Regions from separate parts of the Homo sapiens genome. Here region 2 is linked to region 1. The links are chromatin contacts, found by Hi-C or POLR2A ChIA-PET in ENCODE. All regions are on one chromosome and are shown on one strand. The core of a region is the stretch at or near the end of the contact, and the rest is flanking DNA. Distances in the headings are between cores, read along the strand shown. Region 1 overlaps FOXP1 (forkhead box P1). Region 2 overlaps FOXP1 (forkhead box P1).

What was found. A loop is a pair of places that touch in the nucleus more often than their neighbours do. ChIA-PET counts read pairs that join two places held with the same protein, here RNA polymerase II (POLR2A). Pooled maps may share reads with other maps.
Region 2: a map with no recorded cell type shows a loop between it and region 1 (17-fold over the local background). The contact joins two enhancer-like sites. A Hi-C loop is called at or near these places in 5 of 37 single-sample maps with no recorded cell type and 4 of 50 pooled maps. POLR2A ChIA-PET finds 5 or more read pairs at or near these places in 2 of 52 experiments (activated B cell and activated CD4-positive, alpha-beta T cell).

The regions. Positions count from the first base shown.
Region 1 is chr3:71,084,216-71,091,791 of GRCh38, forward strand. The region is part of intron 7 of FOXP1 (forkhead box P1); the gene reads right to left. LOC124906247 (a long non-coding RNA gene) reads left to right here. Exons shown (of 2, transcript XR_007095956.1): 2 at 1-4,500. Among named protein-coding and RNA genes, the nearest start is that of FOXP1-AS1, 200 kb to the right of the region's middle. RefSeq lists an enhancer at 3,629-3,728. Within about 2 kb of position 3,141, at least 7 of the 41 ENCODE cell types and tissues checked have a DNase peak (open chromatin) inside an H3K27ac peak, as active enhancers do.
Region 2 is chr3:70,978,121-70,985,696 of GRCh38, forward strand. The region is part of intron 14 of FOXP1 (forkhead box P1); the gene reads right to left. Among named protein-coding and RNA genes, the nearest start is that of FOXP1-AS1, 310 kb to the right of the region's middle. RefSeq lists an enhancer at 7,118-7,576. Within about 2 kb of position 2,676, at least 3 of the 41 ENCODE cell types and tissues checked have a DNase peak (open chromatin) inside an H3K27ac peak, as active enhancers do.

The DNA.
Region 1 (7,576 bases), core at 1,891-4,390:
CAAGCCCTGGGAATTTCTTCAAGACATTTTCACCCTCTAAAAAAAATAAAGAAATCCCCTCAAAGTCTTATGATGACCATACTATTAAGAGTTCTCAGTCCAGTGGGTTTTCACTCAAAATTCTTTCAGTGTGTGTGGTTTTTTTTTTTCCCCCAAAAACAAACTCTACAATGATTCACTGATTCCTCACCCATGGGTTTGTTTCTCATTTTTCCTGAATCTGATAGTTTATTTTTTGTTCTTGATCCACTCTGCCAAATTATGATAATCTCACTTTCATAGAGTCTGGTAATAAATGATTTAAAGGAATTCATTAGCAACTATTTTATTGTAATACATACATTCTGGAGAAATACACATTTTTCTTCATGGTGGCCTCTTTCAAGCTATCTGACTGAAATCACTTACTGAGACCAGGCATGTTAAAATATAGAATAGATTTTTCATGAATAACCTGCCCTTGCATAGTTAACACTATTTTTCAAAGTCTTTGCTTTCTCCTAAATAAAATGATTTTTTAAAATAAATCATTGTTGGCCAGGCGCAGTGGCTCATGCCTGTAATCCCAGAACTTTGGGAGGCTGAGGTGGGGGAATCGCTGGAGCCCAGGAGTTCGAGGCCAGCCTGTGCAACACAGCAAGACCCCGTCTCTACTAAAAACACAAAAATTACCTGGGTGTGGTGTTGGGTACCTGTTAATCCCAGTTACCAGGGAGGATGAGGCACAATAGTTGCTTGAATAAATAAACAAACAAATCAATCAATCAATCATTGTTTAAATATATGGATTTGGGCATAAAATAGTCATTCCTTGTTAGTGGCTGTTCATTTCTTTCACTCAAAGAATTTGCCAAAAGCCACTTATTTCTATGCATTTTCTGTCCAGCTCTGTAACAGCTTGCAACTACTTTTTTTCTTCCACTTAGCTTTTTGCTTTTCTTTTCTGAGACGAGGTCTCACTCTGTCCCCCAGGCTGGAGTACAGTGACACAATCACAGCTCACTGCAACCTCAACCTCCCATGGTCAAGCAATCCTCCCATGTCAGCCTCCTAAGTAGCTGCGACTCCAGGTGCATAACACCACATTCAGCTAATTTAAAAAAAAATTTTTTTTTGTAGAGATAGGGTCTCCCTGTGTTACCCAGGCTGGTCCCGAAGTCCTGGCCTCAAGCAATTCTCTTGCCTTGGCCTCCCAAAGTGCCTCACATCACAGGTGTGAGCTACTACGCCAGGCCCCACTTAGCTTTTTTTACTTCACCCCATTAATATTTAGTATCCCAAAGTTTCATTTATTTTCCTGTTACTGTGAAATTCCAGGTGAAGATTACTGGGCTCCTATGGCTTCAGCTTTTTACTATTAAGGAATATTATATTAGAATCATCAACAACAATCCAGTGAAATTCTAATAACATTATTAGCACCTTTCGTTAAGCGTATGTCACATGCTGTGTGTCTCTAGCTGGGTGCTTTATGTCCAAGTTTTCATTTGGTTCTTGTATGGTGGGTATCATTTATGGCCTTTTTTTTTTTTTTACATGGAGTCTCACTGTGTTGCCAGACTGGAGTGCAGTGGTGTGATCTTGGCTCACTGCAACCTCCGCCTCCTGGGTTCAAGCGATTCTCCTGCCTCAGCCTCCTGAGTAGCTGGGACCACAGGCGGGTGCCACCACACCCAGCTATTTTTTGTATTTTTAGTAGAGACAGGATTTCACCATGTTGGCCAGGATGGCCTTGATCTCTTGACCTCGTGATCTGCCCGCCTTGGCCTCCCAAAGTGCTAGGATTACAGGCGTGAGCCACCGCACATTTACGGCCATTTTATAGACAAAGAAACAAAGTTTTCTATTTTGCCCAAGGTCATGGTGGCAGGTCACGATTCAAACATGAATCCTTTGTTTCTAAAGCCTAAAGAGACTCAGGATGACATGGCTGAAAATTCTAGCATTGGAACTGCAAATATCGGATTGAAATCCATCACAACTGTATTCTTTGTAGCTGCAAACCTGAAACCAGTGTCTCATGTTGACAACTGGCCTTGCCCATGTTTTGTCCTTGGCCAAGGGGCAAAAAGAAAGCTCTGCCCTCTTTCAGACTGTGCCCATTACAGTTCTAGCTTACTTATCTAGGACTGCTAGTTAATTTCATATTAAGGAAATCTGTGAGCATCCCATGAAAGGGGATCTTCTCTCGTTCTTGCTTATGTGACAACAACATATACAAACATCATTATTATGCAATGTACCGGGGGGAAAGGGAGCACATTTGATAAATGTCATGATAATTTTATTCTTCGGGAATCTAAAATTGCTGTTGCCTTTTCTAATCTCCAGTGTCTCTAGCTGGTCCAGAGATAACGGCTCCCATCCCAGGCTAGAGACTCCATCTCTAATTTCCCCAAGTCTGTCAATGAGAGGCAGGGACTGAAATCCCAAGTTCTGTCTCACCGGATATTTTCCAGGAATGCCTCTCTTCCAAATCATCAGCGACATTTAACATGACCCTGAGCAGCAAACTTCTGCCCCAGAGGAAAGCAGAAAACCAATTTATGTAAAATTAAAAGCGATTTGCTTGATCCATCACTTGCTTCCACTCCCGTCCCACTTTCAACTGCAACACATTCAGCTGGAATTACAGGCTACCTCTTCGTCCTGCACTGGGGCATAGAATCTATCTATGCACAACCATGGAGAACAAACATTACAGAGAAAATAATGACTTTGGAAGCACCAGGCACCCTACCCAAACACAAGCTACATGTGTGTTCACAGATGGAAACTAACGGCTGTTTACCCTGAAGGCCCCATAAGAAAAATGCAGTCACCATAACAGTAAAATGCAACTTACTATTCAACATGAAACAAAGTGAGATAAAGAGAGGGCTAGGGACTGAATTCCAACAAAGAGCTCTTATAGTACCTTGGATTTCCTCGGGACAGTCCACACCATTCAAGAGCTGTGCAGGCCCTGAAGAGGTGAGCTGCACAACTGATGAGATCAAAAGACCAAGGCAGGAAAAGGGTTGCAGGTTAGCTCAGTTCTTTGTTGGGTGGGTCAGAGAACAGAACTCATGTGACATCATTTTGTGTCTTGCTCTGGAGGTGCACTTAGCAAAGCCAGAAATCCAATGTTAATTGATCAAACAACGACAACAAAATACCGGTTTTGTCTGGCAAAGGATTATGCAACATATTGATGTAAACGGCATCGAGCCGCATCAGAGGTACTCTGACCATTTCCTTGATGCAACAAATAAGGGCACGCATTCCTTGTCAGTGCATCACAAAATGACAACAAAAGTCATCCAAGGTTTCCTGTTGAGAGATGCCAGCTGGTATTGACAAAGGCTTAAGAGTGTCTTTCTCAGACCTCTGTGGTTTAGCACTTTGTCAAAACAGGATACTATTTAAATTAAAAATTTACTGATTCAAGTTCAGAAAAACCCTGCTTTGCTGTTTTTATAACCAAATTTGTGGGTGGGGAAACTTTGACCTTTATTTTTTCTTTTTTTATGACACCTTATATGGGTCTGAGAAGGTACTATATTTAGCAGGCTAGATTTGAGAACTAAGGTGTCTAAGCAAGATGACTATCACTTTCTATGAATTACTGTACATGTGAAATCATGGGCTTGTTATATTATGCAAAAGCGACTCATGTGAAACAAACAAAAATACCTGTTTGCATGTATAAGTTTTGTAAAATCTTTGTGGGGAGAGAAAGGGGAAATACACACTAGACTAGGCCACGGCATAATGTACCTCCCATGTGAATCTGGCTTAGTGTGCAAATGTATGTTTTCAGAGAAGGCTAAGCCAGGGCTGTAAGACTATGGTCAAAAAAGCAAAGCTGACGGTCAACCATAAGCAGTGCAGTGGTGAGAACCAAGATGCTGGGGAATAGATGGAGTCTCTGGAAATTGCGAAAGAGCAACCAAGCTTGTTTCTGATTGGGGGCTCTTAAACTTGCTCTTCCCCGAACCTGAAACTTTCTTCCCTAGATAGACGCAAGACTCAGTCCCTCACTCAGTCAAGGTCTCTACTCAAAGACCATTTCCTCAGAGTCCTTCCCTGGCCAGCCAGTCAAACATGGGACTGTCATCACCACGGTGTTTATCTTAATCTACTTTGTTTTCTTACAGATTTCATCGTCACACAACATGTGGTGATACATTGTTTTGTTTTTTGTTTTTTTTTTTTTGGCTTACCAGTTTAATGTCCCATAAGAATGTAATCTCCCGGCTGCTTTCTCTGCTGCTCACTCTAGGTGCCTCACTCTAGGTGTCTAGGTCAACACAACCACCCAATAATTTGTCAGATGTTTGTTGAACAGGGAATCTCATGAACAGTCTATTTGAGTTGCGTAAAGGATCTCATTATTTTTCTTGAACTTTCACCTGTCTAGCTAACTATTTATGGGAAAGGTACTAACAAAGTCATTCCAATGATGTCAAAGACTTCTGAGACACCAGAGATGCAGTTAGATATAAATATTAAACTACTTATTTTGCCTTAAAATCACTCTGAGATTATCTTTGAAGGTCTTACAGCTTTGAGAATATGCAACTTCCCATTGTTTAGGGGGAAACGCTGGAGGAAATTTGCATAATTTGAGAAAGAAATCGAACTCACCAAATACCTTAGTGCAGTTCATCTCTTTTGTCAATCTCTCTTTCTTATTAGTACAGGCAAATCTTTTAGTGAAGTGAATAATACTTTGGCCAATGACCTTACGCCAAGAGTACACCAGTGCTCAGGTCACATTTTGACCTTTCTTCCATCCAACATAGCTGAAGGATATGACACTTTATAAACAATTACACTGACTTGCTCTTACTCTGATTCTAAATAGGGCTAATGAGGAGGTTGGAATCAGTGGCACCCAACCTCCGAAACAAGCCCCAAAGATTCTCACCATTTGGTATTCATGCCTTGGATAGTACCTTCCAACACCATGTCAGGGCCGGTCTCTGTGACCAATAAATATGGCAGAAGTAATGGTATGTGATTTCCAAGGCTAGGTCACAACTTGGATCACTCTGGGAAAAGCCAGCTGCCACATCACAAGGGCACTGAAGTCACACTATGGAGAGGTCCACAGCCTGAGAACTTGAGGCCTCCTGCTGACAGCCATGTGAGCGAGCCATCTTGGAAGCGGCTCCCCTAGCCCCAATCATGCCCCAGCCTCACATTTTGACTGCAATCTCATGAGATGCTATGAGCCTGAACCACCCAGCTAAGCCACTCCCCTATCTCTGACTCACAGAAAGTGTGTAAAAGAATAAATGTTTAAACTGTAAGACACTAAGGTTTGGAGTAAATAACAGAGTTATCCAAATCTGATCATGAGGGCAGTTGCATGTCATCTGGCTTGCACACACTTTCTTCCTGCAGGAACACTCTTCCCTGCCCCATCCTTGCCACATGGGGATCACTACTACCCACAGTCCTAGTTAAGAAAGAGGAACTCTAATTTTCACAAGGCAGCCAGTTTAAAAAGACATCAGTCTATAATCAGGGTACAAAGATACAAAGAAATCAAGAATTCCAAAATGCCTGGGCTCTAGCTGGGCCACTATAGCGTGCTGTTGCCTTTGAGACTCTGAGGTGAATCTGTTCATGAAACCTTGAGCCACTTAGAAGAGGGATAGACAGCAGACAGGCAGGCTACTGAAATGAGTTGAAGTCCATGGCAAAGTGGGAATGGGCAGCATTTCTCTGCTCCAGATAACTGGTGCTATGTATATTGCTTGAACTTCTGATTTTTTTCTTTTTTAGGAGATGACAGAAAATGAGATTTTCATGGGAAATCTCCAGATTTTTTAAATCTTTGCAAAGAAAAAGAAAGCCTTCAAAAAGTTCGAACCAAAAAAAGGTTAAATGTTGTGTGCATAAACAAAACAGTATCTAGCCTGCGGGCCATCAGTTTGCAATCTCTAATGGGGAATCAATTCCTTACTTTCTTCAACCTTGCTCCCATCATAAAACAAATCTCTCGATTCCTATTTTCAAGAAATTTCATTTTCTAAGCTTCTTTCACATTTTTCTTGGATATTCCCATGTTTTTCAACTAAACAGTACCTCCCTGTTTGTAACAGAGTTGTCACGATGGCTGTTAGAAAACATTTGCCCCGTTTTTCATAAGTGCAGTATGTAATGTGATAATACAGAAGTGAAAGAACAAGTCTCCTGCAGGTGTGAGGAGAACCACCCTTGGGGGGAAAAAGTAACAGGGCAATGAAGAGTAACAAATTACTCAGTCCCCAGGAGAAGCAAGTCAACTCTAACTAGAAGGCTTGATGAAAAGATAATTTTATAATCCATGCTTCCCTTCCCAACACATCAAGACACAATAAAATGAGCATACTCCCTGATCTTCTTTGCATATATGTAACTATAATGTCAAATAAAAAATAACTGTGCAACTGCCTCCTTAAGAGTGCAGGGAAGAACTAGGAGGGGGTCAGAGTGGGGAAGCATGATCATTGCACTCTGTCTTTTCTTCTCAGCAGTTGCACTGCCATTACAGGAGAGCTAGGGTCCTGCACAGAAGACCTACAGAAGTGAACAATTCACTGTAGAATTTGCAACCCATCTGGCATATATCAAAGATTCAGAGACGATAACATAGGTATATGATAACATAGGTATGGCCATTCTAAATGCACTTCGCTCTGAAATGCATAGGGGGTTGACAACTGCCACTCTCTGCCCATCTACTACCATCAGAAAGCCTCAGTATTATATAAAATTCAATTTTTTGTGTGTCCAGACCACTGTAGGATCTCACAAGTAATAACCCAAACCAACATCATCATAATATAATGATCAGAACAACAGCTATAAGAAGGGCAGGTAACATTTTGAGCTACAGGTGCCAGATTCTGTGTGTGTGTGTGTGTGTGTGTGTGTGTGTGTGTATTCTTAAATTAATCCTCTGAATTAATCTGCTGGGTAGACATTTCTACTTTATAGAAGCTCAAAAGTGAGCTTTAGCCCAGGCACGGTGGCTCACGTCTGTAACCCCAGCACTTTGGGAGGCCAAGGTGGGTGGATCACCTGAGGTCAGGAGTTCGAGACCAGCCTGACCAACATGAAGAAACCCCGTCTCTACTAAAAATACAAATAAAATGAGCTGGGCATGGTGGCACATGCCAGTAATCCCAGCTACTTGGGAGGCTGAGGCAGAAGTGCTTGAACCCGGGAGGCGGAGGTTGTAGTGAGCCGAGATCGCACCACTGCATGCCAGCCTGGGTGACAGAGCAAGACTCCGTCTCAAAACAAAACAAAACAAAACAAAACAAAACAAACAAACAAAAAAAAAACTGAGCTTTACTTGGACAAGGTCCCAGAGATGGTAAATGATGGTTTTTAGAATTTGGGTCTATCTACTCCAAAGAGTTACCAAATTAAGCTTAATTGTCTCATCAATATCTCAAGCTCAAGATTAAGGGTAACCCCAAGCTTTTTCCTAACCAGTTAACATATTCAACCAATGAATGTAATGCTATGACATTATGAGTCTAAAATAAAATATAATTCTCAATTATAGAATTATTAATAAAACAAAGACCAATAA
Region 2 (7,576 bases), core at 1,426-3,925, 110 kb before region 1:
GGGCACCGTTTCTTCCTCTATGTAGATGGTATGTTTACCATGAACCGAAACACACGGTGAGTCCTGCGTGAATTCACTTAGGATGCAGTGTAAGATATCTCTGGCAGCGGTCTCTTTTCCAAAGGCTGCTACATGGGTGTTTACAGGCTCAAAAAGGGGTTACCTACCTGAGGGAGTGTGAGAAACCCTGAGTCAAGACATTTATTTCATTGTGATGTCTCACCTATAGGCTTTGATCGCCCATCAGGCCTTGTCAACCTCAAAGAGGGAGAGAAGTCCTTAGCAATACCAGTGAAGCTGAGTATTTTAGGTGACACCAGTTGGGATACGCTGGTGTAGATCTGAAGAAGTGTCCAGCAGAATTTCTGCAATATGCTAGCACAACCAAAGAGCTGTTTTTACTTGATTTTTATTAAAATTAAACTTTAATAAATGTAAATGGAAAGAGCCCCATGTGGCTAGTAGCTACCATACTAGACAGCCCAGGAAGAGCCTACTGAGCTCCCTCATGCAGCTTCGTGGATGACGAGAACTCCTGCAAATATGTGTGGCCTATTTATTACTCATATTAAACACAATGGGCCTGACCCCACCAGCTGTCATTTGTTTCTATCAATCAATCAATCAGTTGGCAGAAAATAATCCTTAACAGCATTATGAATAACCTTTATTAAATCTATCAAATACAGGCTTGGGATCTGTTAATTTTTTTTATTGTGACATTCTTTTACAGAATACGGGAGATCTGCAACTGAGGTTTTTGATTTTTTTCCTTCAAGTTTTGAATGTTCTATAAAATGGGAAATAATCTGCTTCAAGTTAGGAAATGAATATTACTTATTTGAAGTAGAAGAGAATAAAATAGGCCGGGCATGGTGGCTCACACCTGTAATCCCAGCACCTTGGGAGGCTGAGGTGGGAGGATCTCTTGAGGCCAGGAGTTTGAAACCAGGCTGGACAACATGGTGAAACTCTGTCTCCATTAACGCACACACATACACACACACACAAATTAGCCATGTGTGGTGGCACATGCCTGTAGTCCCAGCTACCTAGGAGGCTGAGGTGGGAAGATAGCTTGAGTCTGGGAGGCAGAGGTTGCAGTGAGCTGAGATCACCACTGCATTCCAGCCTGGGTGATAGAGTGAGACTCTACCTCAAAAAAAAAAAAAAAAAAAAAAAAAAAAAAAAAAAAAAAAAGAAAAAAATAAATTAATGAGCACTGTTTCAATTTATCTTTCTTATCTTCACCTTAAAGTACTGTTCTTACAAATACTAAAAGGCATAACCCTTCCCCAAAATTTGTTGCAACAGAAATATTATTTTACGTCTGGCAATGCTGAAGAATTTGGTTGTTTTCAGCGTATGTATTACTGTTTATGTGCTGTCTCAGATACACAGACCCACCCTAAAATCCAATAAACTTCAGCAAAGTAGGCTTACTTGGTAATATTTTCTCAAACCAGATTTCAAATCACTTACCATAGTAAGTCTATTTCACCAAGTCTAATTCACCATTGCTATAGTCAGTCTTAAGTACAAGGCAGTATTTGTGGAAGGTATTAAAAATGAGATTCCTCTGAGATCATAATCAAAGAACTTATTAAAAGAGAGTTCCAATATGTTGGGAAGACTCGACCTTTACTCACACTCTAGTTAAAAAAAAAAAAAAAGGGAGGGGGGCCTGAGAATCCTCTCTAATATGTTTCAGGAGAGTTTCATAAAAAAGCAATGAACCTGAAGAAAAGAAAGATCAAATATCATGAAGAAATACTAATGGAAAAATGTAAACATGGCGCTGGAAACAGAATGTTGTGAGCTTTGAGTTGTGCTTTCCTTTTTATTTTCAGCGTAGAATGTTGTCTCGGTGAGCAAGAGACAATGCCTGCGAAGAGCAAGCTCTGGAGATGGCACTGCCCTTACAAATGCCCCAGCAAGCTGAGCAGATGCCATGAGCGGGTTTTTCTCTATAATGTTGGAAACCTGGCTTTCTGACACACATTTGCAAACTAAGTGTGAACAGTTCAGAGTAGCAGCCGCAGGATGGGGCAGAGCTGAGAAGCCAAGGGGGGAAGAGTTGGGGCTGACCTCTTCTTCACCTCGGGCCTTAATCACTGACCAAGTCCAGGAACAGTATGTATAAGCATCAGCCCAAGCAAAGGGTCAAGGAAATTAGTGCATGAAAGGCTAATGCTCATAAATATACAGCTTTTATAATTCAGACGCTGCTAAGCCTAAGAATCTCAGAGCGCTTTGGAAAGTCATGGGTAACATTTGTAAAAATCATGTTTTAAAACCACCTGCCACTGTGTGGTCTCCTTCAATTCTCATACCACCACTAATATCTGAGATGTTATTACTCATACTTTACAGATAAGCAAACTGAGGCTTGGAGAGATTAAATAATTTGCCCATATTCCCAACCCAGACCCAAGGTCAAACCACACACTTGTATGATTCTAGATCCTTTGTATAATCATCTTATGCCTAGTTAATAGCAAAAATGAACACTAACCAGTTTCATTTTTCTGTATGCTCATTTTTGGAAAAGATTCCGTGCAGAGCATTTTATCCCTGCTTATGCATGACAATCAACACGTGTAACTGAGCAAATATAAGGCAGTTACTCCTACAATGACAAAAACAGGAAGAAAACAGCTAATTGCTGCCCTTGAAGCGCTTACCATCAAACACATACGTCAGTCAAAGGGCAAAGGTACACAGTAACCACAAAGCAGTTCTGAGGACTGACTATACTTCTCGGCTTCTCTTTTCAGTTTAAGAACTTTTCCCTAAACACTGTGGCTTTCTGAAAGATGCAATGAAAATTACAAACACAAATGTCCTTCATGCCTGCTCCCTTTCAGTTTTGGGAGGAAGATCACCAAGTTAACTGAGTTCCAGTTTCATTGTCAGAAATCAAAACTCATTCAGCAAGTGCAAGCCCATCTTTTTGGGTGTTCACAGCTACGAAGAATAGACAAATCCCACAGTAAAATGTCATCAAAATGCCGAAAGGATGTGAGCCTTGTAGCTATTACCAAGATCGCACCACTAGGACTCTTTCTACCAAAAAAAAAAAAAAAAAAAAAAAAAAAGCAACAGCGAAAAATAAAATCCCTCCAAGTTAGCACAATCCACAAAGGAAGAGATGAAGGTAGAATTTTCTGGAGGCTTTTGAACATTAGCAAGTGGGAATAAATACTGAGCCAGAAGAGAGCAGAGAGGGGGCTTACCAGGCTTGACAAATGACACCGTGATTCACACCCACTGCTGGGCTGTCTCTAATAAGCCACAGAGGAAGCAGCCAATCTCAGCTAATTACCAGATAAAAATGTATTGTAAGGACTCTAATTAGGAGACGCGGATGGAGGTGATCTAATGATTAAATGCTGCATTCGACTGACCCCACCATCAATGTGCAGTGGTGCAAGATGTCACTGGAATATTTTGTAGAAACAGTAATTTTATTTCGAGGAGGGGAGGCAGTAATATTTGTAATGATGGCTATGAGGTAAACTAATTAAAAGACAGTTCCTAGAGGAAGAGGGTGGCTGAGAGCAGCTGTGGCCATTCCAAAACCAAGTGCCAAGTCTCAATAGAGGAGCTGCAGTCAAGTGGAAAATTTCTGCCTGACCTCTGCCCTTGCTATTAATTTGCAGGAAAACTAATGACACATATACATATTCCCACAAAATTGTTCTAATTGCTAATTTGCCAAAGGAGCCCAGATTCCAAATTAAACATGACTAGCCCGTGAGGGAAGGAAGAAGAAAAAGCTGTACACTCCAAACACAGGGTGCTTTGCCACACAAAATCATTTGAAGGCTGAACCAACAAGTTAATGAAATGTCAACCTTGTCAACTGGTACAGAAGTTTCTTAACTTTTAAACTTCTGTTTGATGATCACATGCTTGTCTGGAGGAGAAACCATCTTCGAAAGGGAAGGTTGAGAGAGAAAGAATGGAGAAGAAAGACTCAAAGCAGGCTCTGTGTTCAAACCAAACCTGCTCTCTTAATTAAGGCCTCTTTGAAAAAAGAGTGCCCCCCCAAAAAAAATTAATTACAGACTTAGAACAGAAGAGCAAATGGGGAATGGTGTGTGTTTTTGCTGTAATCTTGAAATATTCATCTTAATTGTAAACTATTAAATCTTAATGTAATCATCAATTAGAAATGAAAGCATATGTGCTTTGTGTTTCTGATTGCAGTTCAGGTTTTAAAAGATAATTTTTTCTGGGGCATGGGGCAGGAAGGGAATGGACTGGGAGGGTTTCTTTTCCTGATGGAAAGCCTATTTTTCTTATTGTGTTCCTTTTCTATTTAAAAGAAGTTGCTATGTTTAGAAAAGTCAGTAACTCTGATATTTTCTACATGGCAAGTTTCCATCATGTGATGATTTCAGCAAAGATAATCTCTTTGAAACTCTGGCCAAAAGTTAAATTCTTATGTCATTTAAAATTGCTGTAGGGTTTTATTTTTTAAATTTATTTGTACTCTCAGGCATCAGCTTTTCTTTTAGCCATCGAAACTATTCAAACTTGGTTGGCTACCCACTATTCTGCTTAGTCCCTTTTTTTTTTTAATTAATTAATCTTTCTTTAGTTTTTAACAGTAATCTCCCCTCCTGTTTAAAGATGATGAGTCACTCACATTAAAAAAATAAACTGCTGATGTAAACCCCTGACAGAAACAGACTTGTAAGTATTCCCATAAGAACTCATTTTTATTTTTGTTTGTGCTCTTGCCTCACATGAAAACAGATTCTGAGAACAAAAGACAAACCTGAAACCCAAACACCAAGGGACACAACTGCGTAGTAGGGACTTTCGGGCTCACAGAACTTGTTTTTCTGCTCTTGTTTTACTGGCCTGAGCCAGCTCAAGTCCTGCTTTAACTGCATGGCAGTGTCATTTCTGGGCATGAATCACTGAGTTCAGAGACGGCCTTTCTGAGGCTGGAGGGACGTTACCAGGCCGTGCGGAGGGCAGGACAATGGGTGGCAGCCTTTGTTACAAGCCTTTCCTTTCCTTTCCTTTACCATCTCAGCCTGGCCCTGTTTTAGAGAAGCGAACTCGTGGAAGGTTATGACTTACTTAGAAGGTGGTGGTACTGGCAGGGATACTAAAAGCAAAAACAAAAAAATTCTAGTTGAAAGGTTGGTGGGGGTGGGGCACTTAATGAAAAACAGTATATAAAACAGCTTTTGTGTATTGTGCCTAAGAATCCCTTTTTATGACTGCTTAATATTATTTCTCCAACTCTAAAGCAAGGACCCAGGCAGCCCAAATGATCCTTGAAGAGTTAAAAGACCCTTTCTTTTCGGGGGGGCACTTTGTTTTTATAGGAGCTAAAAACTCTTTCAAAACAGTCCTAATGGCTATGGTTAGAGGAAAAGAAAATGTATAAAAATGAAAATCTAATACTATATTTCATTACAAATATCCAAGTTCCTGTAAGTGCTTTATAAGATTTTCGTCAAGAAGAATATACCACCTACACTGTAATTACGTGCCCACCAAATCTAAAAGAATGTGGTTTCTCCAGGAGCAGAAGTTGTTCTCTGATGTGCAGGAATACCCTAAAGCAAAGCGTTCTTCTCATGTACTCAGTATTATAAAATACGATTTACAGTGTTTTCCTGACATAATGACAGAGTGTGAAAAGTCTTTTTAAGAAATCCGTAGTAATTTAATAAAGTCATCATATCACAGACATGTTTCTTTTTGTTTTTGTTTTGTCCTCTTAGTTTTTCACTCCCTCCCCCAAATGAAGTATCTTGGCAAATTCTCCACAGAGTAAGCACGGAGAAATTAACCTCCAAGCAAGACATTTGGGTGTTTACTTTGAGAATGTTTACTGAGTCTGGAACAAAAGAATATCAATCATTTTCATTAGGGCAGTTTACTATTGTTTGTTTTTGCTTTTCTTTCCATAGAAAAGAATAGAATCTTTTAAAATAACAAGAAATGTGGCCATTCTAAATGTAAGAACTGCTTTTCGGCTCTATGTACCTGAGAGCTAGAGCTTAGGGCTGCTCTGGTCAACTTACACATACTACATACGTCCACGCAGGGTCCAGTCTTTATAAAATTAAAAGTTTGAAAAGCTTGTCTTAACTGATGTTGGCTATTCCTTTTCTTCCTCTACACTGATACTCACCAATCAGAGGGACCGATCTGGGCACCCACTCTTAACCTAAGGAAAGGTTCACAAGGCTGACCTCTTACCATTTCTTCCTGCTCATCTTGTAGGTTTCAGCTTAGACATCATTTCTCCCAGCAATCTCCCCTGACTTTACCATTCTGGGTCAGCTGTTCTACTTACAGGTAGTGCAATTCACGGAAAGTGAGACTGTGTGAGTATGTATGTAGTTTATCTGTTATTTCTTTTACCAGACTCTGAACACCTCCATGGCAGGGATGGGCCTTGCTCATGTGACTGACTACTTGTCACGTATGTCACATGCTCAAGAAATATTTGTTGATGGAATAGTTTGATTTTAAATGCAGAAATTCCCTTTCCATAACCAACCTGCACCTTGAGTCTTTGGTTTTGTTCTGAAAGGAAGATTTTACTTAGGTTTAAAGAGATGTGATAGCAAGCAGGAAGAAAGGCCGTCGAAGGAGTCTGAGGGATGGGAAGCCCGTGAGCTCCTGCCCCAGTTCACCCATAAGCTTTCTTCCTCAGATCCATGTCCAAAAACTTGGGCACCTTCCCGAGATGAGCGTATCCTCTAACTATCCAAATCTGATGAGTCCCACAATAAGATCCAGAAAATGCGTCTATGAGCTGATGTAAAAACAATCTAAGAACGTTTTAGCAGTTTCTTTGATGCAATGAAATGAGGACTGGTTGGATGATTGGATACAGCAAATGACACTTAACACCCAAATGGCATTTAGTGAAAAGCAACATTTACAGCAAAGCATTCTATCACTTAGTGACTAAGAATTTTAAAATAAACACGAGGTTTCTTCTACACAGAAATGGAAAAAAGAAAAAGCTTCATGAACTTACTGGCAAGGTTGTAACATGAAAGTCCCCATCTATGGTTAGATTTGAATCCTGGTGACTGCCTGTTTCAAATTAAAGATTCTAGAAGGATACTCATTCAAACAAACGCCATGCATTCTATTATTTAGGGCGGAATAAATTAATTACAGACTGCAGGGAATATTTTGCACATGAGAATCAGTCACCAGATAGCTCTGGGCCCTTAAAGTTGAAAGCATCAAGGGTTTGCTGTATGTGTGTGCCCTTTTTTTTTTCTTTTTGGCAAAGAAGTGAAAATTTATGCAAAACATTACACGTCTACCTTTTATAATTAATTTCCCAATGCCTCACCTATACATATTTTAATAATTCCTGATTTATAAGATGGTATCTTTAATAAAATTTTCTATTTTCCAATAAATGAAAAGAAGGCAGGTTCACTCCGACAACAGAGTGTCACACAATATCTGCTTGTCAGGCACCAATTTTTACTTCTTACATGTAAGTTAAAGGATAAGGAATTTATAATGCTGCCTGTGAAGGGAACCACTTTTCATACACAAATGTGATCTTTTTTTT